Linked DNA regions of Mus musculus: all the other regions are linked to region 1. A link is a loop called in an ENCODE intact Hi-C map of the cell type or tissue named here. Cell type or tissue: heart. All regions are shown on one strand.

Evidence for each region. Peaks named below come from ENCODE experiments on the same cell type or tissue, not always from the same donor. Only the 100,000 strongest peaks of a DNase experiment are listed, where the experiment ranks them.
Region 2: it touches region 1 in a loop (2.3-fold over the local background); 13 of 42 quality-filtered maps call a loop at or near these places.
Region 3: it touches region 1 in a loop (3-fold over the local background); 7 of 42 quality-filtered maps call a loop at or near these places.

Annotation. Positions count from the first base shown.
Region 1 is chr19:8,894,016-8,902,015 of GRCm38, reverse strand. It overlaps Ints5 (integrator complex subunit 5), which reads right to left. Exons shown (of 2, transcript NM_176843.3): 2 at 4,126-7,257. The coding sequence ends at 4,281. Ganab (alpha glucosidase 2 alpha neutral subunit) reads right to left here and starts at 3,959. Exons shown (of 24, transcript NM_001293621.1): 1 at 3,857-3,959. The coding sequence starts at 3,894. In heart, a CTCF peak has its summit at 3,729; a DNase peak (open chromatin) is centred at 3,965; H3K4me3 peaks cover 2,999 bases; H3K27ac peaks cover 2,356 bases.
Region 2 is chr19:8,950,378-8,958,377 of GRCm38, reverse strand. It overlaps Mta2 (metastasis-associated gene family, member 2), which reads right to left. Exons shown (of 18, transcript NM_011842.3): 15 at 7,989-8,000; 16 at 7,348-7,466; 17 at 7,094-7,242; 18 at 6,078-6,888. The coding sequence ends at 6,723. Tut1 (terminal uridylyl transferase 1, U6 snRNA-specific) reads right to left here and starts at 4,546. Exons shown (of 9, transcript NM_197993.3): 1 at 4,357-4,546; 2 at 2,801-2,991. The coding sequence starts at 4,438. In heart, a CTCF peak has its summit at 4,754; a DNase peak (open chromatin) is centred at 4,557; H3K4me3 peaks cover 1,983 bases; H3K27ac peaks cover 1,837 bases.
Region 3 is chr19:8,962,732-8,970,731 of GRCm38, reverse strand. Tut1 (terminal uridylyl transferase 1, U6 snRNA-specific) reads right to left here. Exons shown (of 9, transcript NM_197993.3): 5 at 7,910-8,000; 6 at 6,603-6,712; 7 at 6,358-6,468; 8 at 6,079-6,171; 9 at 4,522-5,698. The coding sequence ends at 4,572. Eef1g (eukaryotic translation elongation factor 1 gamma) reads right to left here and starts at 3,691. Exons shown (of 10, transcript NM_026007.4): 1 at 3,507-3,691; 2 at 2,358-2,516; 3 at 1,507-1,570; 4 at 1,226-1,368; 5 at 745-888. The coding sequence starts at 3,518. In heart, no CTCF peak of the experiment used is centred here; DNase peaks (open chromatin) are centred at 3,701, 4,791 and 5,460; H3K4me3 peaks cover 3,631 bases; H3K27ac peaks cover 3,853 bases.

The DNA.
Region 1 (8,000 bases):
CAGGTCAACCCAGACTATACAGTGAGATCCTGTCTCAAAGGAAAATTTTTTTAAAGAAAAAGAAAAGTTAGTCTTGAAGAGATGGTTTGTTCACACTGTCCCTGAAAAAACAACCCAAGAGTAAGTGGACAAAGTCTGTCTGTGTGGCCTTTAGAGGCCGAGTACTGACTGTAGTTACATCAGCCTCTCAGAGGAAAGGAGCAGTAACAGCCAATCCCAAAGGAAATGGTGTACCATGTGTGTACATCACAAGAACAAAGCTAACTATGCCTTTCAGGGGTAAGTCATCAGATGGAGTCAATCTGCTAATCACAACTCCTAAGGTCCTAGAACGCTAGACACCCAGTTCCTTTGATGTACAGTTCTGCAACTTCAAAACAAATCACCATCATCACTAAGGTCAGAGTGACAGCTGAAAAACACACTGAGCCTAGCTAACCGATGCATCCCTAGCTTTAAAATGACTGCAGTGGTAAAAGAATCAATACCCTAGCAACACCTTCAGAGACTGATTTAATTGGCCTAAAATAGTGACTGTTTAAACTCTCTATGGCATGCTATATGCTTGCAGTACACAGCTATTTGGGAGGCTAGGGCCAGAGTTAGGAACCACTTGAGCATAGGAGAGACTAATATGAGCAGCACAGTGAGAACCTATCTCAATAATCATAATGCATAAATAAGCACCCCCTAACCCTAACACGTAACCAAGACTCAAAACTACTTTCCATACATTTATTTTCCCCCTTTCTTTCATTGTTTTTCTTAGTCAGGTTAGGTCAGGAGGTTTTTTCCAGATGGAAAATTCAGCCATACAGGAATAATCAGCCATGACTTTTGAACAGCTACGCAGAGGTGAAGAGCCTGGAGCTTAGCCCTGACTGTGGCTACGACCATGACTTCCACACAGTGCACAGCACAGCACACTGATCGTCAGCAAAGCAGAGCAGACGTGCTAAACTGAAGAGCCTCACATCCAGGTCCCCACAAACTGTCACTCCCACAAGGTGCATCAAATGAAAGACTATGGTTTAGTAACCTCATTTAAGTAAGTTTGGGGCTAGAGGGACAGCTCAGTAGCTAAGAACAGTAGCTGTCGATGTTCTTCAAAAGGGCCTGGGTTTGATTCCTAGTACCCACATGCCAGTTCAATCTTCTGTAATTTGTTTCAGGGGATCCAACACCCTCTTTTGGCATCAGACATACACATGGGGGCACAGACATGCATGTAGGAAAGGAAAACATAAAAACACATAAAGAATAATAATAAGATTTTAGTTTGGAGGTTATTTACCTACTAAATGATTCCTAAAAAGGGACTCTCAGATTTTAGTGTCTGTTAATGTGTGACCCAGGCAAAGACAGGATTGTGAGGCCAGCCTGGTCTTCACAGCAAGTTCCATGACTGCCAGGGCTAAAGAGAGAAACCCCGAAGGAAGGAAGGAAGGAAGGAAGGGAGGGAGGGAGGGAGGGAGGGAGGGAGGAAAGGAAAGGAGAGAAAAACTGATTGAGTATGAGCAGGAGGGAGAGAGGGAAGGGTAAAAGGGGAAGGGAGGGAGGGAGGAAAGAGAACCTAGCCAAGTGTGGTAGTACAGACCTATAATCCCAGTACTTGGGAAGTAGAAACAAGAAGACAGTTCAGTCATCCTTAGCTACATATTAAATTTAAGGGCTAGCCTAGGCTATGTGAAACCCCATCTTGAAATCCAAGAAACACTTGTTGTATGTATTAAACAAACACTGCCAAACCTTGGACCACAAGTTTTATTTAAATTTTTTGCAGTGTTGAAGAGTGAACTCAGGGTCTCACTCATGCTAGGCTACATCCAGCTACATTCTCAGCTTATAGCACCAGCCTTTTAAACAAGTTCTTCCAGTGACTATGATTTAAGCAATACAGGAACACACTAAGATGTGTTCCCCAGGGAGTACAGAGGGGACTCATAAGAAGGCTTAGTAGAAGCTGGGCAGAGGTGGCACACACCTTTAATCCCAGCACTTGGGAGGCAGAGGCAGGCGAATTTCTGAGTTCAAGGCCAGCCTGGTCTACAAAGTGAGTTCCAGGACAGCCAGGGCTATACAGAGAAACCCTGTCTCGAAAAAACAAAAACAAACAAACAAACAAAAAAAGAAGGTTTAGTAGCTAAGAGCACTTGTAGCCACGTGTAATTACCTAAGCTTGATTATCCAGGACCCACATGTGGGACGGAGAAAAGCAACTCATTCCATACATGTACAGAGGTAAACTCACATACATGTGCACACAACTCACACTGGGAAAATAAACGTTAAAAACAGAAAACTCATTTTAAAAAAGGGGGAAGTCAGGCATAATGATGCACACCCTTTAATCCTAGCACTTTGAGGCAGAGGCAGACAGAGGCAGAGGCAGATGGATCTCTTACAGGTTTGAAGCCAAGCCTGGTCCACATACATAGTGAATTCGAGGTCAGACAAGCCTAGATTGACAAGACCTTGTCTCATTATATAAATGAATAAGAAGGGGGTTGGGGCAAGGCAACACAGAAGATATGGTTCTTCTAAGCAATAAAACCAAGAAAGGGCTTATCATACACAGTTATCCAGCCTCCATATCTACTTGGAAGGTAAAAGAAAGTTACCATATAGTGAGGTGAATGCAGGTCCTGTTTGATCCCCAGAAGCACCAAAAGGAAATTGTGAAGGGGATCAGTTAATAAAGTTCCCTAGAAGCAGGAAATTTTGGAAAGCTGGCAGGCAGCCACCAGTAGTGAAAAAAGGCAGCCAGCAAAGTGAGAAAACACTAGGAACTAGCGTGCTAGGCTTTGGAGGAAGAAGTACCTGTAAGACAAACAGAAGACAATGCTACTAGAAAAATCTAATCAGAAGGCATTGATACAGCCTGGGTCCTGAGGAATGGCTACTTATGTAGCGGTAGTGAGCAGTTTAGCTCGTAAATACTCCCTGGAACCCTATCTTCAAGTCTTTAAAATAGGTTTGGAGAGATGTCAGTAAGGAAATGATTGGTAAAGAATATTTTCAACATGACTTGTTGGCTCTAGGAATGCCTTAAGCATCCCAAACGAGAGGTGTTCATGAGCTAAGTCAAGTATGAACTTTAGGGTAAGTTACATCTGTTTATTGGAGAAGAACTTGAGTATATGATTCACCCTTTTTACACTGCTGTCGACAGTACACGCCTCTCCCGACCCTTTACATCCGTTAGGTGTACCGCGCTTTACGGCGCTGATGTGTTTTCAAGCTTTTTTTAAGGTTCTACAAAACTCCAGAGAACAGGCCAAATTATTTGATACATGTTGTGTTTGAGCAACATTATCCATGCAGACTGTGAACTTACTGGACCCTGCCCCAGCCGTGCCCAGCAAATGAACACTAATGAAACTGGCCCAGGCTGGTCGGGAGGGCAAGGAAGGAATACAGGACGATCTGCCCATCGTATTGCTTCCAACCTGAAAAAGGAGCAGTGTGGCAACAGGCTGCTTTTTTACAGGCTGGGATGCATTTCGTCCCCCTACCTGCCTCGACAGCCCTGCGCACTGCAGGAAGGAGACGAAAGCATTGACCACCCCGAACCGCCAAGGGAGAAGGGGCGGCTGGGAGCGGACAAGACCGAAGACAGCACCCAGCTTCAGCCTTTCTAAGCCCGGCGAGATTCAGGAACCCCACAGACAAGGGCCGCAGCGACTCGTGAATCTGCCGCTGGGAGGCTGTAGCCAGAGGCCACCACCACGAGGACAAAGAGCCCGTTGCGAGGCCAGAAGTAGCAGGGTGATGGGAAGGCATACAAAAAGAAGCAATATGGGGCTCGGGGGATCTAGGGCCGTCCGGACGCGCCCCCGGGTTCCGGGCTCCTCACCGCCTCCTACGCGCCGCCACTGCCGCTATTGCCGCCATCTTGTACCGGGTTTGCTCCTTGACCCGAACCTACCCGCCCCTGTGCACGTTGAGCCACGTACCCTAGTGCCCGCCCCTTCCGGCCTTCCGATTGGCTCGTCCAGAGCGCGGCCGGACGTCTATCCCATTGGTCGAGCGCGTTCTTTATTATGAATGGGGCGTGCCTCGACGCCCCGGGCTCTGCGTTCTCAGGCTTTTGGCAGCTTTCCGTGTCAGATAGAAACACTGGACTGTTTGTCTCAACTCGGCAAATTTTATTTAGAAAAAATGGTGGGGTTTGAAAAAAGTGACACCACTCATTACGTACGGACTTAGAAGCATCCACCCTTCTGTAGCACCTTAGGCTCTTCTCTCAGTTTAACCTCGCACAACTTGTAGAGAAAAGGTCAAGTCCCCTGCCGAAGCAGAGTGGATGGCGGAGGTGCTTGAAAGCGGCCAGAGAAGAGCCCCAGGCGATCGATGTTGCGGTGGAGGACACTGTGCAGCACAGACAGATGTGGTCCTCCTTCAGCTCCACCCTCCCTGGCAAAGTCCCGGATGAAGCGGCCACGTTCAGACTGGAAGATGAACTTCTGGGGCAAGGGCCCATGCTCCCGAAGAAAACCCCAGACACTAAGCAGCAACAGACGCACTTCAAAAGGTGCCAGTTGGCTAAATACCTCGTGCATATTACCCAGGGCTGGTGGCAAGAGGCTTCCCTCAGCCATGACAGCCACCAGGATACAGGATGCCTCCAGATGCCAGGGGGAGTGGGTTGTATCAGGGTGTCGAGAGGCTTCCCAATGGCTCAAGAGGGCAGCCAGCAGCCCCCGCAGCAGCACGGAGCAGTAGCACAGGGCTGGGGGAGCAGCTGCTACCAGCTTCAAAAGCTCAAACAGCAGAGGTTGTTCCCGGAAGCGCCTACCAATTCGGAGATCCCGCTCCACGGTGGCTCGTGCATGATCCTCTGGGGGCCAGGCCAGCTCAGCACCAGCTGCATCAGGACACACGCTCTCCACTAAGGTCACCGCAACTGCTTTGGCTGCCTCTGGGCTCAGGGTGGGAGCCCCCCAGCAACCCTCACGCTCGCTGTTCCCTGATGCGCTGCAGCAGTGCACTAGGAGGCTAACGAGGCTCTGGGTGTTATAGATCACTTCTTGATGGTTTCGAGATTGAACAATTTTAGGTGGCTTTAAGCCACGGCCGATAACTCCAGCATGGAAAACTGACCAGATCCCTCCAGGACCCGGCACTGCTGCAGTATGCCTCCGGTTAATGTCCAACAATGAGGCAGAAGCCAAAGGGGTTGAGACAATTGAGAGGGTCTCATTGTCTCCATCCATTTCCCCTCCAAATAGTTCTGTGTTGCCCCGATGTAAGGCTCCCTCTACAAGCAGCTGTAGGACAGCCTTGAGCCCAGCTGGGGAAGTCTGAGAAAGGCGGGTAAGAAGCTGAGAGGCTGAAGCCACACCAGGAGGGCCATGCAGCCTTAGAGAAGAGAAGAAGTGGTGTACTCCAGCTCTCACTAGTCCCAATAGTTGGGAAGGGGACAGGGCTTCAGAAGGAAAGGGACATATTGCAAGGAGGGAGGCAGCAGCTTCAGCTACTTCCTCCTCTGGGTGTAGTAGGAGAGGAGCCAGATCAGCCAGGTGAGCTGAGGCAGACTCCCCAAACCGGGCCCCTAAGGCTGAAGGGCCCTCACCACCCTGCTGCTCCCACCCCACCAACAAGGCCAAATTTCGAAGAAACCGGGCTGTGAAGGGAGGCTGTAAAGTCCCTGCATGCACTCGAGCCAGGCAGCTTCGGAAGGCCAGGGGAAGAAGGCCAGAGAGACTGACCACTAGCCCTGCATATAGCTGGGTTGCCAAACTCAACTCTTCAGGGCTTCTGGCTCTGCTCAGTAGATGACCCAAGGCCTCAGGTCCACAGCTAGGTCGTGTATAGACAGACAGTAGGCCCAGGAGCTGGTGTTGCCAGAGGAAGCGCTTCCGTTCTAGCCGTAATGTCTCTCCACACAGTTCTCCAACATGGTTTCGTAATGCATCAAGAAAGGGCACTGGACGAGGAGGTGGGGGTGGGCCCAGCACCCCTTCTCCAGGAGACCCTCCCCGATGATGAACTAGTTTTTGTAGATGTAGCAATAGCAGCTGGATCAGCCGGTCACAGGCCTCTCTCACGGTGTCTGGCACAGCCAGGCCCTGGGTAGTAATAACTGAAGCAGGCATAGCTGTGTCTACTAAGAACTGCAGCAGGCGGTAGGCACCAGTCCCAGAGGCCTGGCTCACTAGATGCACAGCCAGGTTTAGCATGTTGTCTAGCTCTTCTCTGGGGAACCCCTGCAGGTGTTGTTGCAGCTGGCTTAGCACTGCTGGGGGCTTGAGGCAGTCCACAAGTTCTCCAGATACTGTGCCGAGCAAAGCTGGTGACATGACTGCCAGCTGCAGTAGGAAGGGAACTGTGGCCTGAAGAGAGGGCTCTCCATTCCGGCCCCCAGAACCCCCTGCCAAACTATCATGAAACATGCGCAACAGTTCCCGTCGGATGCTGTCTCCATGGCGGGAAGCCAGGTGCCCTAGGATGCCTACAACTGAGGCAATCTTGGGTACCCGTTTTTCCCCAGGGATGGCAGGAGATCCAGGGAAGGGGTCTGTAGAGGGGGGTTGAGAAGAGTTTCCACAAGCACTAGCTCCTCCTCCAGCCCCACTATGGACACAGAAGTCCTTAAGGCCACAAGATAGGACTCGGGAGATGATGGTGCCAGGAAAAGAAGAGCCAATATGGGCCACAACCCAGTCAAAGTGTGGGGAATGCTGGACAGAAGTGTCTAGCAAGGCATCCACACATGCATCTGGGCAGCTACCAATGAGGGCCGAGAGGCACTGCACATAGATGTCCATTAATGTGCGGGTGGCCCTGCAGCCCATCCACAGCTGCAGCAGTTCATTGAGAGAGCCAGTGGCATGGGGAACACGCTGATGCTGACCTGAATATGTGCTGCTCAGTTGTCCCATGAGGTCAATGGACCATGCACTAATCACGGGTGCCCAGGCCTTTGGGTTGGCCCGGATAAACTCACACAGCACCTGCTGCACTTCATGCACCACATCCTCTAAGCCAGGTCCACCAGTAGGGACATGGGATGGTGGAGGTGGACGGAGGTGAGGTGGACCAGCCACAGGACTTTCTTCTAGGGCAGCTAGGTGGGCCCGGACACTCTCATCAAAAACACCTCTCAAGTGGTCCAACACAGCAGCCCGAGCAGGTGGCAAAGAACGGAGCAAGAGAAGACCACATCGAGCATGTTCACGAGCTGAGAGCTGGTGGCCCAGAATAGGGTCTACACCGGTCAAAAAAGCCTTGATTTCTTGGGACAGCTCCTGAGCACTGTAAGGAAGAAAAAAAAAAAGAAAATCAAAATACTGGGAGATGTGAAGTAAGTTATATTCCTTTCATGAGCTCTGGTTTCTTTTTATGTGATAATAGGGTAATACGTGCCTCATAAGAATTTATGAAGGTTTAGAAGCATACCCATTCCTGTTACACCTTGGTCATTCAAGAAATGCTATTTGTCCTTCAGCAACAATAATCATAGGAATAACAGATTACCTTTCAAATATCCACGTTCTTTTTTCTTTTTCAGTACGAGGTATAAAACCTAGGCCTTTAGGCCTACTAGGCACCATCTCTTAAGCTACATCCCCACCCCACTTTTAAGTACTTCACCAGTACTTTTTCAGTCCTGACAACAATATGGTTATTATGATCCCATTTTACAGGTAAAGAAATTAAAGTTAAGAAATCAGGATAAATATTACAAAGAGGCAGGAACCATTTCTAAACTCCTAAAACAGAATTCCCTTTTGTTAAGGTGATGGTATATGGGAATTACTCAATGAAAAATTGAATTAGCTAAATATATTGAGATTCTATACCTACTTTAACATCTTCTCAGCCCCCCCTCTACAGCACAAGCACCCTGAAATCTCTCAATGGTCAGAAAACTGTAACCTTACTAAAAGCTCTCCCTCCCAAATGTGTGCTTTTCCATACTATTCAAGAATTCAGCCTTAACCAGTGACATACACCTTCAATTCCAACACAGACAGATCTGAGTTCAAGGCTAACCT
Region 2 (8,000 bases), 56 kb before region 1:
GTGGGGTAAAGCTCACACACATAAGTCTTTTTTAAGAATTAAAATGCAAAAGCCAGGCATGGTAGTGCACACCTTTAATCCCAGCACTTGGGAGGCAGTGGCAGGTGGATTTCTGAGTTCGAGACCAGCCTGGTCTACAAAGTGAGTTCCAGGACAGCCAGGGCTACACAGAGAAACCCTGTCTTGAAAAACCAAAAAAAAACAAACAAACAAACAAACAAACAAACAAACAAACAAAAACTTTAAAGGAGTTAGAAAGATGGCTGGGGGGCTGGAGAGATGGCTCAGTGGGTAAGAGCACCCAACTGCTCTTCCGAAGGTCCAGAGTTCAAATCCCAGCAACCACATGGTGGCTCACAACCATCCGTAAGGAGATCTAACTCCCTCTTCTGGAGTGTCTGAAGACAGCTACAGTGTACTTACATATAATAAATAAATAAATCTTTAAAAAAAAAAAAAAGAAAGAAAGATGGCTGGACAGTGATAAGCTTGGTTCCCAAGTTCACAACCTTCTAGAGTTAAAGGCACTTATGCACAACTTTACACACAAACACATGTGTACATAATTTAAAACAAAAACAAAATCTTGGTCAGGCTCAGTGGCACACACCTTTAATCCCAGTTCTTGAGAGGCTACAGTAGGCAGATCTCTGAGTCTGAGGCCAGGCTGGTCTATGCTCCAGAACAGCCAGTCAGGGCTAGAGAGAGACTGCTTCAAAAAGAAACAATAAAGCCAGATGATGGTGGCACACACCTTTAGTCTCAGCACTCAGGAGGCAGAGGCAGGTGGATCTCTGTGAGTTCAACTACAGAGTCAGTTCTAGGACAGCCAGGGCTACACGAAGGAACCTTTCTTGGAATTTTTTTTTTAAAAGACAAAAACAAACAAAACCCAATGAAATCTTTTCAGAAGGAAAAGAGTTGGCAAGAAGACCAGGAACTCAAGGCCAGCCTCAGCTACATAACAAGCTTGAGGCCAGCCTCAGCTACATAACAAGTTTGAGGCCAGCCTCAGCTACATAACAAGTTTGAGGCCAGCCTCAGCTACATAACAAGCTTGAGGCCAGCCTCAGCTACATAACAAGTTTGAGGCCAGCCTCAGCTACATAACAAGCTTGAGGCCAGCCTCAGCTACATAACAAGTTTGAGGCCAGCCTCAGCTACATAACAAGCTTGAGGCCAGCCTCAGCTACATAACAAGTTTGAGGCCAGCCAGAGAGACATGAGATTTACTCTCAAAAAAACCAAAAAACAAAGAATAACCTTTTTCTAGCTGGTTCTTTTAATGATAAGAGTCCATGGCAGGGAAGGTCCATATGTGGGATTCTAGAGAAATCTCTCAGTGATTAACAACTCTTGGTATCTTTCGAGGGACTGGAATTCAGTTCCCAACACACCAAACAGCTTGCCACCACCTGTAACTCCAGCTCCATACAATCCAATGGCCTCCTCTGGCCTGGCACCTGTACTTACATACACATGCCCTCACACAGACACCCACCCACAAACATTAATAATAATAATTCATGTTGGGGTAAAGTGCTTGCCACCAAACCTGACCCTGATTTCAATCCCCTGAATACAAAATATGACAGAACAGAATCCCAACATTGTCCTCTGACCCCCGCATTTGCACCATTGACCACACAGGTGCACACACAATACAATTTTAAAAAGAATACATGTTGGGCTTAGAATGCAGCTCATTGATAAAGTTGTGTGCATAAAATCTTGGATTTAAGCCTTAACACCAAAATATAATAATTTTTTTTAAAAATGCCTATTACTACTAATATAAACACACACACTCTAATAATTAACCCTGTCTTCAAGGAACTTACTATCTAGGATTACCAACAATATGACAGCTAGGCTGCTGTGATTTGGGTGAGCTGAACATAACTAAATATATTTTTTCTTTTCTTTAAGGTAAGGTAAAACATTAGCAGGAACAAGGCAAACATGGCTGCTTGTGGATGAAAACACATGTTCTCTTATGTCTTCTGTTCCATAAAGAGGCATTCTGTAGAGTAGTAAAGACTGTAGTGTCAGCATGAAGACATATTCAGATGAAGAAAAAGAAACTGATACCAACAAATCCCTATGTCCAGTCAACTAGTTTTCAAGTGGATAATAAGACCACTGGGAAAAGAATGGCCTTATAGATATACTGGGTCACCTGATAGTCAAAAGCAAAAGGATGGTGGACCCTTACCGCATCCTTATCATAACAAAAAAATTACTCAGATCTCACCAGCACACAGGCATGAATCACAGACAGGCAGTGATGGATAACTGATATGGGGATGGTTTGTAGAGATAAAGGCCACTTTCCTAGCATTCAAAAGTACCCAGGTTCAATCCCTAGAACTAAAAAACAACAGAGAGAAAAGAAAAAAAAGGGGGGGGGGGCGAGGTCCAAAGAATAGGGCAAATGCCTTTAATGTCAGCCTTTAATTCCAAGACCAAGGAGGCGGAAGCAAGTGAGTTTCTGTGAGTTCAAGGCCAGCCTGGTCTAGATAGCAAGTCCCAGTCAGAGTTACTAGGCAAAACCCATAGTTACGTGATAAGTACCCTGATACATGCATGCATACATACATACATACATACATACATACATGTCTGGTAAACAAGCCCTCCATAATTAATACTGGTGAATAAAAATCCAAAGGTGTCAGAAGCTCACCAACTGAGCTACTTAATGTTCTGAATTGTCTACCAAGGGCAAGCCAAAACAGACTGCAGGTTTCTCTCTCTGCATATGAAGCAAACACATTAATCCCAGAGCCATTCACTCTACCTTGTCCTTGTCCATGACAATATTGGCCACAGGGCCAAATGTCTGGAAGTACTCAGAGAGCTGAGCAGAACCCACATCCCTGGGGAAGCCACTGACAAACACACTTCGGAGTCCCTGTGCCTTCCTGGTAGCTCGGAGTTGCACCAAATCCCGGTGCTTCCGGCCTTTCAAGTGGGCATCGAGGCTGGGTCCTGGAGAGACAAATGTCAGACGTAAGCATAAAAAGGGTCTGTTAGTGTACCTGTTCTCTTGCTCTGCTCTGTACATATGGACATCTTCTGTTCCTTCAACGACAAAGGGTGACACTGGGACAGAGTTGTACCTCCTTCCACACTTGATATTCTTCCCTTTTCTACACAGTGCATTCTCTAAGGGGTCTAAGTGAGAAAGGGCTACAGTGTAGGTAGGTCTTAAACCAAACCAACAAGAAGCAGTAAGCAAAGAAACATCTGCACACTGGAGAAGAATTAAGTAACTTGTCCAAGGCCATATGTACAAGAACTAAATAAATTAGAGCCCTGAATAATTCTCAGGAATAAAAAGTAGGTATTCCATAGCCAGGCAGTGGTGGCGCACGCCTTTAATCCCAGCACTTGGGAGGCAGAGGCAGATGGATTTCTGAGTTCAAGGCCAGCCTGGTCTGTAGAATAAGTTCCAGGACAGCCAGGGCTATACAGAGAAACCCTGTCTCAAAAAACCAAAAACAAAAAAACAAAAACAAAAACAAAAAGGTGGGTAATGCAGACATAACATTTTCTCAGACATATGATGGAAATGATAGTGTCTAACATATAGGCATCATTCATGTACAGCTCCAGCCTTCTGGGATGTGGGCTTGGATGTGTAAGTGTAGAAAATTAGCTATTATTTAATTATCAGTCAGCTGCTTGGTGCCATGGAAGCATGTTATGTGAACAAAGAAGGCTCCTAAGTTGCTGGCTTGCCCTAATGAGCAGAGTGCTGGGGGGGGGGGGGGGGTGTCATTCACAAAGAAAATACTAGAAGGCCCTGTTTAGGGGAGATCACAATTGCGGACATAAAAAGTAGGATCTGATGTGTCATTGAGTCGTTCACAATGTCACAGAATGATCTAGTCCACCTTCCCTACACCTTTTCCTCACTGGCACCTTCGGCCCTCATTCAGATCACGCTATTTCACTCATCCTCGCCTCTAGAGAAAGCCTCCATTGGGGAGTCTCCGACTGAATTACTGCCTTCTCTGTGAACATACCCGTGGTGTACTGAAACTACCTCAGGCCAAACAATGAGTTCCTAAATCGCCTTCCCTACTCCAGAGACCAGCAGAAGTACCAGAAACAGAAGGGATGGACAGCGGGTGATGATTTTAAAGGGAATAATGAAACTTTCACTATGGAGATTTTCCATAGCAGGAACCACAGGTCAGATTTTTCCCCACTCTCCAGTGCCCTAGGATATGATGAGTGAAAATAGGTGGATGACCCTATTTTCAAAAACAAAAACACCAAAAACACATAACCTAGATAACCCTAACTTTCACTAGCACCCACCCTCCTCCCTCACTAGCCACCGCTTACGGTTGGCTGTAGTAACATCGCAGAGGCAGCAGCGAAAGCGGCCACGCGGCAGCGATACAACGTCCGAATCCACCGCCGCCATAGCCACTCTCCGGTACGGAACGCCTACAGCCTATTTCGCCGGAAACACACCGGAACACACAACTAAAAATTGTAACGTGCGTGCGGGGAAGCCACTTCCGTCAATGTAGTAGGAAGTGACGTCGTGTCCTTTGCTGCCATATTCCTCCAGAAACCTCGTTCGTAGGATTGAGAGTTCCAGCTCTAAAACACTTTCGGGAAAGGCCGCCCTTCGACGATGCTTATTGGCCTACAGTTAACTAGTTGGAGAGCTTCGTTCTACTCCAGCGTTGATTGGCCCGAAGAATCGTGAATATTCATTAAGCAGCCACAAAGGCGTGCTTGCTTCTTGACAGCAGAAGTCCTTCTTTGCCAAGTGGTGGCGGGCGATCTATGCCTTTATTTCACCACACAACTGCCCCCTCAATCTCTTATTTTACCCTGCGAATAGACGCAGAGGGTGGGTGTTTCCAATCGCTTGCCTTGTGGAGCTCAGGGACTCCCGCATCCTCAGGTCAGTTCCTTTCTCTGCAGCCTGATCCTTCTACAAGTGTTCTCAGAGCTGTCCATCCCTGTCTCTCCCACCCCCATCAGCTGGATTCAATGAGCGCAATGCCAGATGGCTGATAGCTTAGTCTGCCAGTTTCTTCCACAGATGTAGTCTGAATGAAGTATATTAACGAGGCCCGTTTCAAGGCAGTACAATGAAGAACTGACTACAGTGGTAAGAGATAAGGACATTCATTCAAGAATGTGGAACGGGAAGTGTAGCAGATCCCCAACCAGAATTAGTCGTGTGGTTTCAGAAGCAGAGGAGAGTATGAAAGCTGGTCGATCATAGGGCCCGTGATGAAATGGAAGGGCTACCAGGTGAGAGCTCAGCAGCTTGTGCTGTGATTATCAGCCGCACAGTAGACCTTAGGCAGAACACCAACCAGTCTGCGACCTTGACTGAGTCACCTATAAGGCCCTGTGTCCCTCCTTATTGGGCCCTCCTCAGGCATCTAATCCTTATGCCAACCCAAAAGAGCAGACCAAACCAAAAAAGAGAATACTGCAGTACGCTTAAAAGCAGGGGCAGTTGCTAAGGTTGATTGTTAATCCTGAGGCAGCAGTCTGTATACATACACCACTGAGCTTGAATTGCAGTCTTGCTTCCCCGTTGCTGAGATTAAAGGTAGGGATGTGCCAACACAAGCAGCATTTGTTGGAGTACATCTTTGCCTGTTAGCTAACATTTCCTAGAATGCCTAAATGAAAGTTAAGGCTGAGGATGTAGGTAGCTCAATAGTAGAGCACTTGCCTAGCATTCTCTGGGCCCTGGGACCAATTCCCTGGCATCCAAAGGACAAGTAGGTAACAGGCAGACATCCTCACACCCTTCTGTGGAGACGGAGAGCCCTTAGAGCTCGGAACAAATCTAGACCAAGATAATGCTTGCACTTCAGCCCCAATGGGAGAAGCTCGAGTCCCACAAGAAGGCTAGCTGGCACAGACTTCCTCCCAGTCCGGCTGCATGTCTCAGAAAGCTGCTCCTAGACCAAGCACCATCTGTACCTCCTTCATTGTCCTTTGTCCTCTATTTTCCCTCTCAAAAACACCCCCAAAACAAAAATGCAGCGCACGCGCGCGCACACACACACAGAATAGCTGAGCCTGGAGGAGCTGAAGAAAACAGCTTTTTATTTGTCACTGTAAGAACCAATTACAGAATCTGAGGTTAAAAAACAGACAAAAGATCTTTATTTCTGAGAATTGGCATATAAAAGGCAGAGGGAGAAAGGGGAGGGAAGAAAGAGTGAGCATGGGCTGGGGTTGACGCCATCTTAGGGCTCTCAAATTCCAATTAGGAAAGTCCGGACACCGGACAGTAAGAGTAACCCCCCATTAGAAAATAAGGAAAAATGAGACATGGCAGTGTACTTCCCTTCCCCTGCCAGGGACTAACACCTGATATGTTTACTCTTCCCCTCCTCCATCCCTTTTACAAAGGGAGGTTCATTTTTAAAAAATTAAAAAACCCTCCCCCCCAACTGTCCAAACCACCTGTGGGTCCCAGGCCCCAAATAGGGTAGGTACACACACAGGCAAGTTCCTATAGGCTGTGAAGCCCAAAAAGGGACGTTACTGGCAGTTACAGGCAGTAACTAACACCAGAGGGTGTCCAACCCCTGCAAGGACACACACACACCAGGGTCAACCCTCCCTCACTCCTTACTCCCTTTGATACCAAAAGGAATGAAGATTTGTATGTCCTGGGCACCCACCCCTCTACCTCTCATCCCACCTCCCTTCCCCTAAGATGCTCAATCCTCCAGGACAATGGGCTCATTGGTGCTGGCAGGATGTGAAGAAGCGGGCAGAGGAACTGGGGGCCGCACTGTCATCAGCGTTGGTTTCACCTTCAGGGGTAGGTTGGGCCTTCGGGCCGCTCGGCGCATTTCCAGGTGAGTTAGAGCTTTCCTTAAAGCCCTGGCCAAAAAGAGCAAGACAGAAACAGGAAAGCTTGATGAGCATCAAGACTCAACCAGGTTCAGCTCCACAACGCCCTCTACAGTTCTACCCTCTGGTACCCACATTCTCTTGTGCACCTATCTTTCTCAGATACGCCTACTTCCAATGCTGGACAACTTGGATTGCCAGCCTCTCAGCCCCTCATGGTGGACTCCCTCCCTACCTGGTGTCCTTTGTGGCCACAAATACCACTGGATTGGGAGCATCAGCAGGGTTTAGTTTCTGACGCTTGGCTGCTGGCTGTGAGCTTGAACGAATCCCTGAAGCCAGAGGCCTTCCATTGGCAGAGAAGGGGACCCCTGCCCCTGCCATCTGGAAAAGGATGGGGTACATAATGAAGGAACTACCTTCCTTAGACTCCTATTAGAAACAAAAGCCCACCCTGTTCAGCTTTCCCAACCCACTCTGTCAACTCACAGTCTCATAGGAACGTTTCACCATAATGCCCCCCAGGCCTCGATTCTGGGTCAGCTGGTTTCTGTTGATTGGTGTCTTGGTACCCCGAGGTGTTTTTGGTTTCAGAGGTGCCTGAGCCACTGTCAGTAGAGGGAGAAGGGGGATGAAATAGAAAATGTTCCCACTTTCCTTGCCTATGTAGTTTCATTACCATTCTTTCCTCCCTCTCTACCCTGACCAGTTGTTTACTCTAATGGCCTAAAGATTAATAATGGAGAAAATGGCCTATCAAGCTACTTAACCTTATTTAAAAACACATTATGCTTTCAGATCAGAAAATACGTATATAAAGCCACTTCTGTGCCAGAGATGGAGCTCAACGGTAAACCACTAAACCAGAACATATGAGGTTCTGGGTTTTGATCTACAGCACCACCACAAAAAACAATAACAAGAAGGATCATCATAATAATAAGCACACACAAAAGCTCTAAGTTGTGTGGACTCAGTGTCAAAGAAAAACTCTGGGGAAGAAGACTTAAGATAGTAAAATTTAGCTGTCAGCCTGACTGAAGAAAAGACTCTTAGAGAGGCTGGCACCACCCCAACTGTCTCTCCACCTTCCACCCACCCTGGATTGGGTGTAGTTCCCCATCTCATACCCAGATCTTTGA
Region 3 (8,000 bases), 69 kb before region 1:
ACTTGAACATGTACTTGCTGTGTGTTGTGGCCATGGAAGGATTATAATGAACCCTGTGAGGCACACCAGTCTGGCAAACAATGGCATTTTTTTTTGTTCTCACTGGACTGTAATTCTGAACCAGAATGGGTCCAGAGCTGCTGCCGCCTAGAAATCAGCAACACAATATTAAAAAAAAAAAAAAAAACAAACATGGGGGTTGGGGGCAGCTGGGGATGGCTACCTGGTTTGATTCCTAGCACACACATAGTAGCTCACAGCCATCTGTAACTCAAGCTCCTTGGGATCTGCATGCATGCACACACATATGCAAATACATGTAGACATAAGCTGAATACCACCTTGGACTTATCACAGATAAATAACTATGAGAATTCTTATACCACTGCATCTTTAAACACTGAAGTTAAGACAGAGACCTGAATCTGCCTCCAAAAGCTCTCGCTGCTGCAGTCACTATCCCTGTCTCTTACATCTTTGATTTTTGCTTTCTATTTTTGATATCACTATGTAGCCTAGGGTGGCCTTAAACCAGAATGATCCTCCTGTCTCAGTATCTCAAGTGCTGGGATTACACAAGTATGAGCTACCACACGCAGCCTTTATCCATCTTTAATAAGATGGAAACAGTCACAGTTCTCACTGTTGGGATCCCTACAATCATTAACTACTGGTCTGTCTTAAGCAAAAACAGGGTTACCCTAATACAGGTCTAACCCCTGTCACATGGGATATAAACCTTACCTGTTTATAGAGCCACAACAGGGTACAGACAACTGTAATATCAGCCAGTGTCACTCGCTCGCCCACTAGAAAAGTTCGAGTCTTCAAGTGAGTGTCCAGCAGCCCCAGGATTCGCTTCACCTCCTCTTTCGCATTTTCAGTGGCCTGTTGTTTTGAATACTCAAGCTTAGTGGGTACCAAGTCCCTTTCCTCAGATCCCCCCACCAACAGAACTAAAGAAGCCATTTAACCAGCCATCGACTCAACCCCCACCCTCTATCATTAGACTCTAGAATCAGTTGAAACTTATCAGAAATGAAATCACTCGTGTTAGATATCTTCATGATCAACATGACTTTATTTGCACCATACTGATGGTAGCCACTTTAGTCTGCATTGCCCCCACACTCCTGCTATCTTTTCCTTCATCTGTCTCCCAGTCCCAAAATGTAGGCTCTGACTCTATCTCTGGCCCAGCTTCTCCCCAAGTTCCAAAGCGTACCTGTTTGTTGTGGTGCATAATGCCCAAGGTGGGGAACACCCAGGTACTAGCTGGAGGAACGATGTCACTGTCAGCAAAGCTGACCCACTGCACCACCTGAGCTGCCGCCTCTGGCGTACTTCCTCGCAGCTCCTCATTGCTTACTGCAAAGGCAGACATAGAGCTTAGAACTTTGACCTCATGCCAAAACCAAGCCGGGTCTCTGATTCCACCTTGTCCGCCACAGCCGCTTCTACAGCCTTACCCCCATACCCTCTCACGCCTGTATCCCCACAAATTACCATAATAGGCAATGGCATTGCTCTCAAACACACAGAATCCATCATCACCCTCAAATGCTGGAACCTGTGGAGAAAGTAGCAGAAAACATAAACACAGAGATTTCTCAGTAGCCAATTCTCCAGGCTGAATTGTTCTAAATAATATGTTAAGACAGACAACTCTTGCTACGCTAATTCATGACATCTCAAGCTCAGAAGTGAAAATTACTTAGTATCCCTCATGATATGAATTCACAAGGGTGAAATTCAAACATAGCTAAAGTGTGGTGCCCCATACCCTTGTCTGAAACCAGCCAGCAAGCTACTGAGACCCCACCTCAAAATAAACAAATTCAGATATGGATGCCACCCAACAATCCCACAGCTTCACTGCCCAAATCATTAGGTGCCATCCAGACTTAGCATTTGCCTCTATATTTAGATTTGGATATTTAGCTCTACTCATGCTCTATGGGGTAAGAATCCAACTCTCAAGACATACTTAGTACATACATACAGATAACACCTGGTGAAAATACATTTTATCCTACAAATATAAACCAGGCCTGGAACTCCTGACAGTCACTGAACAGCTGTGAATACAATGGAACTTCATAATTACAATGGAGACAGGATCTTACTATACTTATAGGCTTGCTTCACACAATCTCCCTGCCTCGGTCTCCGGGAGCTTTCAAAATTATTTTTTTCCTTTGGGCAGTCAAGTTCAGAGGCTTTAATAGGTTACATTCCTAGCCCCTTAAAATTTCTTTAAAAAAATATATATATAAATAAATACACACACACACACACCATGGGGGCCATCTCCAGAATAATGGAATTCTAGAGATCCCAGATGCTTCCCCACTCACCTTGCCGGCAGGAAATTTTCGGAGAAATTCAGGGGTGCGGTTGGTTTGGCCAAAGTGGAAGTGGGGTGGTGCGGAGAGCACGCGGACCTGAGCCCCGCTGTACTGAGCAGCGATGAGGGCCTTGAAGGCCCTCCAATTTTCAGGGTATGTGTACAGGGTCTACAAGAGAAAGGGTGAAGGATGGACTAGAGGCAAGGAACCCTGAATGCCACTCCCCACGCACACTTCCATGCAATTCCAATGTGCACAGCTTAGATTCACTCCTAGTGAACCGAGTATGCCCCATGTAATCAGAGTCCTCTGAAATACCAAGAAGAACATCCCAGCTGCTAAATAAAGCTTACCGACAGATGTGACCTCTCTTAAGGACATCTCTAGAGGCATTCTTCCCTTCAAAACTTCTGGTCCCATCTGCCTAAACACACGAACACTCACACCCATCTCTCCCAGAACCCTTGTTTCATTCATTGGCGGTGACCCGGAGTCTAACTACTTCCAGGCTGCTATCACTTCAAAAGCACACACACAGACCAAGGGATTTCAAAGTTCCCCTCAGAATCGACACGCTGAATTCTAATGTTCATCAGTTATTCTTCCTGAAATGCCTTTCTTTGCACATGGCGAATTAGCAACCCTCTGGTCCTGTCCTGCAGTGAGTTCCCAGTTGTCTCCCTACTAAAATCTCACCAGCAGGGTCCATATGGGCTCACTTCACCCCCCCTTTATTCCTCTGGCTCCCAAACCTCCCCGAAGGTCAACTCCCAACGTGCCAGTCGCCCCTTCCCACAAAGACCCTCTCCTTTCCACGTCCTCGTTGTTGTCCCACAAAACGGTGGCAAAAGTTCCACCAACCTGCTCAGACGCCACACCTCAAAATGGCAGTGAGGTTAAACACTTTTTAAAGGTCCAGACAATGGAGACCCAGCATCTTTTTTCTCCTCAACCCCAGAACGTTCCACCTCTAGCCTCTGAGCCCCAGCCTCAGTTCCCCTCCAGGCCCTAGAAACCATGCTCTCCGACCGTACGGCTTGTGAACCCCAGATCGGCTCGCGGCTTGGGTCTGAAACTCCCCTGGCGCCGACTGGCCCCACTCAGGCAAAGGATGGCGGTGGATAGGGTGACCCTAATCACCGGAGCCGGCAAACTTACCCCAGCCGCCATGGTGATTCCGCAGAGAAAGGGGGTGGGGCTGTCGGTGCTGCCGCAAAGTAAGCCGCAAAGGAGACAAGGGAGGAGGAAAGGAGAGAGCAGTGTGGAAACAGCGGCCGGAAAGCGAGGACGGCATAAAAGGCATACGCACGACAGTTCCGTCTACAGCCCCGCTGAGTTGGAAAAAGCGAGGGGTGGGGCCCGCAGCCTGGAGCGCAGAGAGCGGGCGCCTGCGTAGTATAACTCTGGACGATCCTGCCCCGCCCGCGTCGCCGACCAATCGGAAGCCTGATAGGAGACGGAGCTCACCCAGGGAGGGGAAAAGTGTGAGAACCCGGCGGAAGCACCGCCCCTCGAAGGCTGGTATCTGGAACCCGTGACAAACTACAGGAACTGCCTTAAGGAAGGGGTGGCAATTTACTGAATTCCTTTTGTTCCTGTTCGGGTTTTTTCTGTAAAGGGTCTGTCTGTTCAGCTGGGGCCCACGGCCGAAAACATCTGAAAGTAGGTCTGCTCCGATTAAACTCCGTGCTGTTAAAACTTACACAACAAAGCAGCACGGACCAACTTGCCACGTCACCAGCACCACTCAGGCTTGGCTGCGCCCCAGAGGGTCGGGTAAGGCAGCCCAGTTCTGATACAATAGTTTACACATATCCAAATTTGAAAATAAATCTTGACTCCAGCTTATGGGCAATTTGAACTCTCTTTCACGTTAAAGGATAGAAAAGACAAACCCTAAACCCAAATTTGTGGTTCCCATCACCTGGAGCAGCAGGACAAGTCTCGTGTGGGCAAAGGTTGTTCTCAGAAATCAGTGCCTTTGCCTCGTGGAGGTGGCACTCCCTAGGAAAGTGCTGGCAAGTGGGAAGGAGAGCTCTGAAGTGGAAGTCATAGGACTGTTTTAGAGTAGTCAGGCCAGAAGCTACATTGAGGCAAAGAAAAAAGGCGTTACCAGGAGGAAAACAAAGACCTCGTAATGGTCTTATGAGGGAGTATGCAAAAGAACATTAAATGTCTGTATGAAATAAACTAGCAGCTTTATTGTTTTTGAGGTTTGGTTCCTCACTTGAGGAGATTTTTAAGTGCTTGAGGGATAAAACCCTGTAGAAAATGATGAAGACCAGGGAACAGGCCTTGGGAGTCCTGGAGTGGGGCCACAGTGAGTGTCTGCTCAGCCTGGGAGGCAGATGCCACAAAGCTGAGGAGGGGCTCCCCCGGCGGCCTCTCTTGCTCACTATTGGGTCCTTTTAGTTCCTGGGTCACACGAGCTTCCATTGCCAGCCACTCTGCTCCTGTGGTGGGACCTCCTCTACCTTCTTCCTTGGTTTGTTGCTGTAATCGTCTCCGGGCACGCCGCCTCCCCTGCCATACTTGGTGCCACAAGGCACAGCGCCAGCTCACTGATGATGGGTGTGATGCCTCCTTCCCTGTCTCACCCTGAGACCCTTCTCCAGCCACTTCAGGTTTCATGGGATTATGCTCAGCTGCCTTGTCTAGACAGTTTGCAGTCATCAGGGGCAACTCCTCCTCTGGTGGTCCCGAGTGCAACAAGGCCCAGTCCTGAGGTGTCTCTCGAACCTCTATTACCATTTCTTCTACCTCATTTTCACTGTGGTCCCCTGCACATCCCTGTGGCTCCTCTTTCCCTTCCTCGAAGCTCTTTTCTTGCCCACCAAGTCTCTGTCTTTTGTTCACCCCTCCCAAGGGAGAGTCTTTAATTCTGGCACCTTCTGACCGTCGTCTCTTGGTTCCCTGTTCTATGTGGCATCCTAGTGCTTCCCTTAACACATCCACCAAAGCCATAATGACCTGTGGAAAGGGGGCAGAGGGTAAGGGGATGAGCTTGGCAGACAGCAGGGAGCTAGGGGAGCTGGGCTGCAAAAGCGGGAGCAGTCCCCAGTCCCGGCCCCGGGAGGAACGCTGCTGGTACTGGAGACTTCGGCAGTAACTGGCTGCTGCCCCACAACAGCTCTGCAGACGTTTAGCCACCCGGCCGGTCACATTGGCTGCAACATTGTGACTCAGGTCAAAGGGGTCCTGGAGATTCATGGGGCCAAGGCGCAGCCCTTCCCAGAGATCAGAAGGCAGGCCCTCTGCCACCATCAATGGCCGACCTTCCCGCAGGGACAGCAGGGAGCCAGAAAGATCCAAGCAAGATACGCAGGAGAAGAACTGGGCCAGCAGGGAACCTGATGGAGGCAGATTAGAAAAAAGGGGGTCACCTGGAAGCCATAACTGGGACATCCCTGCAGCTACTTCAGTGGGACTCTCTTCCCTTCATAGGACTTCAGAAGTGTCCTGAGAAACCCAGCCATGCCCTGCCTGACCCAGATGCTTCTGCTTGGCCTAGAGAGCAGGGAAACTGGGGAATACACCTCTTACTTGCCTGCCCAAGATACGTGTTTTTCCATCCATAAAACAGCTGCCATAGGCTACTATGAAGACCATGCCTTACACACAAGTATAATATATGTCTCTTATTCTTGAGCATGCCTTGCACACAAGTATATGTCCCCTATTCTTGAGCCTGTCATCACAATCAGTTTTCTACCAGGTTCCCCAGACTCACTGAGAGGCTCCACGTTGGTGCTGGGCTCCAATCTTGAGGCATCCTTAGGGAAGCTACAGTCCCAGCCATCAACTTCTACCTGTTCCCCTTCACCTGTGACAGTAAGAAGAGACAGTCAGCCCAGAGCCAGTCAGCCCAGAGTCTGCCATTGATGGTGGCAGAGGGCCTGCCTTCTGATCTCTGGGAAGGGCAGAGCCAGAGATCTCATCTCGGGGCTTCTGAAGTGTGAAGGGGTGAGATGAAGCTGAGGTCATGACAGTAGAGGCCGTTCTGCAGTACCTGCTCTCTGGGTAAGCTGGGCCACAGTAGGAAGTACTGGAGGGTCTCTGGTCTGAAGGAAGTAGATCACTAACAACGTCAAGGCGTAGTTATTGAGAAGGGGGCCACCTCCTGGATAATAACCAATAATTCAAGTTAGGAAGAAGTATTTACAAGCCCTGGTTTCTGTGCCCACCTCTTTTTTTCTTGCTAAATCCCTGCCTTTGCCTGACACAAACTTGGGCCAAGTCTGTTCTCATTCTTACCTGACAGCCCATTATGCTGAGCCCAGCAGCGTAAGGTATACACAAGGGGCCGGACTCGACCATCCATCTCAGAGCAGAGATTCAGGAAACGTGAATTATATAAGGCCAACCTAGGACAATGGAGAAGCAAAGGTGTTAGAAATTTTCCCAAAGTTCTACTGACATAATGATCTTATGAGGGAGTATGCAAAAGAACATTAAATGGATCTTAGGGATGTGGCTCAGTGGTGGGACATTTACCTAGCACTGATAAAGCCCTGTGTTGTATCCTGAGCCTAGGGATGAGGTAGGGGGGAATATGTATCCACTGAACCTTAGGCAATACTACATTCCAAATGCTCACCCTGTACTGTCACCATTCATAAGACATGTTGTTTATTTATATAGGACTGCTCAACGGCCAGGTGTAGTAGCACGTGCCTATAATTTCAATACTCAAGAGATTGAATAGGAATATAGAGACACTGCCTCAGAGACACAGGACCAGTGAGATGGCTCAGTGGGTAAGAGTCTGCCACCAAGACTGACGCCCTCAGTTTAATCCCTAGGAATTATGTTACAAGGAAGAGAACTGATTCCCACACGTCATTCTCTGACTACACTCAAGATGAGATGCGGACACAAATATAAGAAGCATAGTAGCAAGAATAGTTTATTCAATGCAAAGTGATAATACAGATCTGAAAGAAATATGCGGGCCACATGAATGAGAGTATTCGGAGGCCCAGTTATAATCTGTGGCCTCCTTTTATGGGGTTCAAGAGAAGGCATTTGGTTGCAAAGCTCTTAATATACAAAGAAACAAAGCATGGAGTAGGGAAGGAAAAATAGTGAAGGAAAACCCTGTTTACTTTTAACCTAACAGTTCCTAGGTTTCTGTAGCTACAGAACTCTTTCCTACGCTTTTAACCCCAAAGGAGGAGGCAAAGGCCTATGAGCTCAAGGTTAGCCTGTCTCAACACAGGCTGTCTCAAAAAAACAAAACCAACAACAAAAAGCAGTACTGCAGAGTCAAGCATAGCAGCACATGCCTGTAACCCCAGGAGTTAGGAAGCTAAGGCAGGAGAATCACAGGCTTGAGGCCAGTCTGGACAATGGAGCAAGACTCTGACTCAAACGCACAAAGTATTCCAAAGGAAAAAAAAACACTGAAATGGAAGCCAGGTAGGAGGTGACATTCGTGGAAGAAAGGAGGACTGAACCAAAGAAGAAAAACAAATTCAGCAGGCATAAGCTCGTCCACATCAGGACCCCCTCCTCATATACCCCAGACCTTAGAGCCAGCCTTCAACCCCACACAAAAGTACCGGTTACTGAGGGATACATCTCCATGAAGACCTGAAGGCCGATGACAGAACTTGACCACAGGACGCCGGGCAGAGGGCACAGTTTGGACTC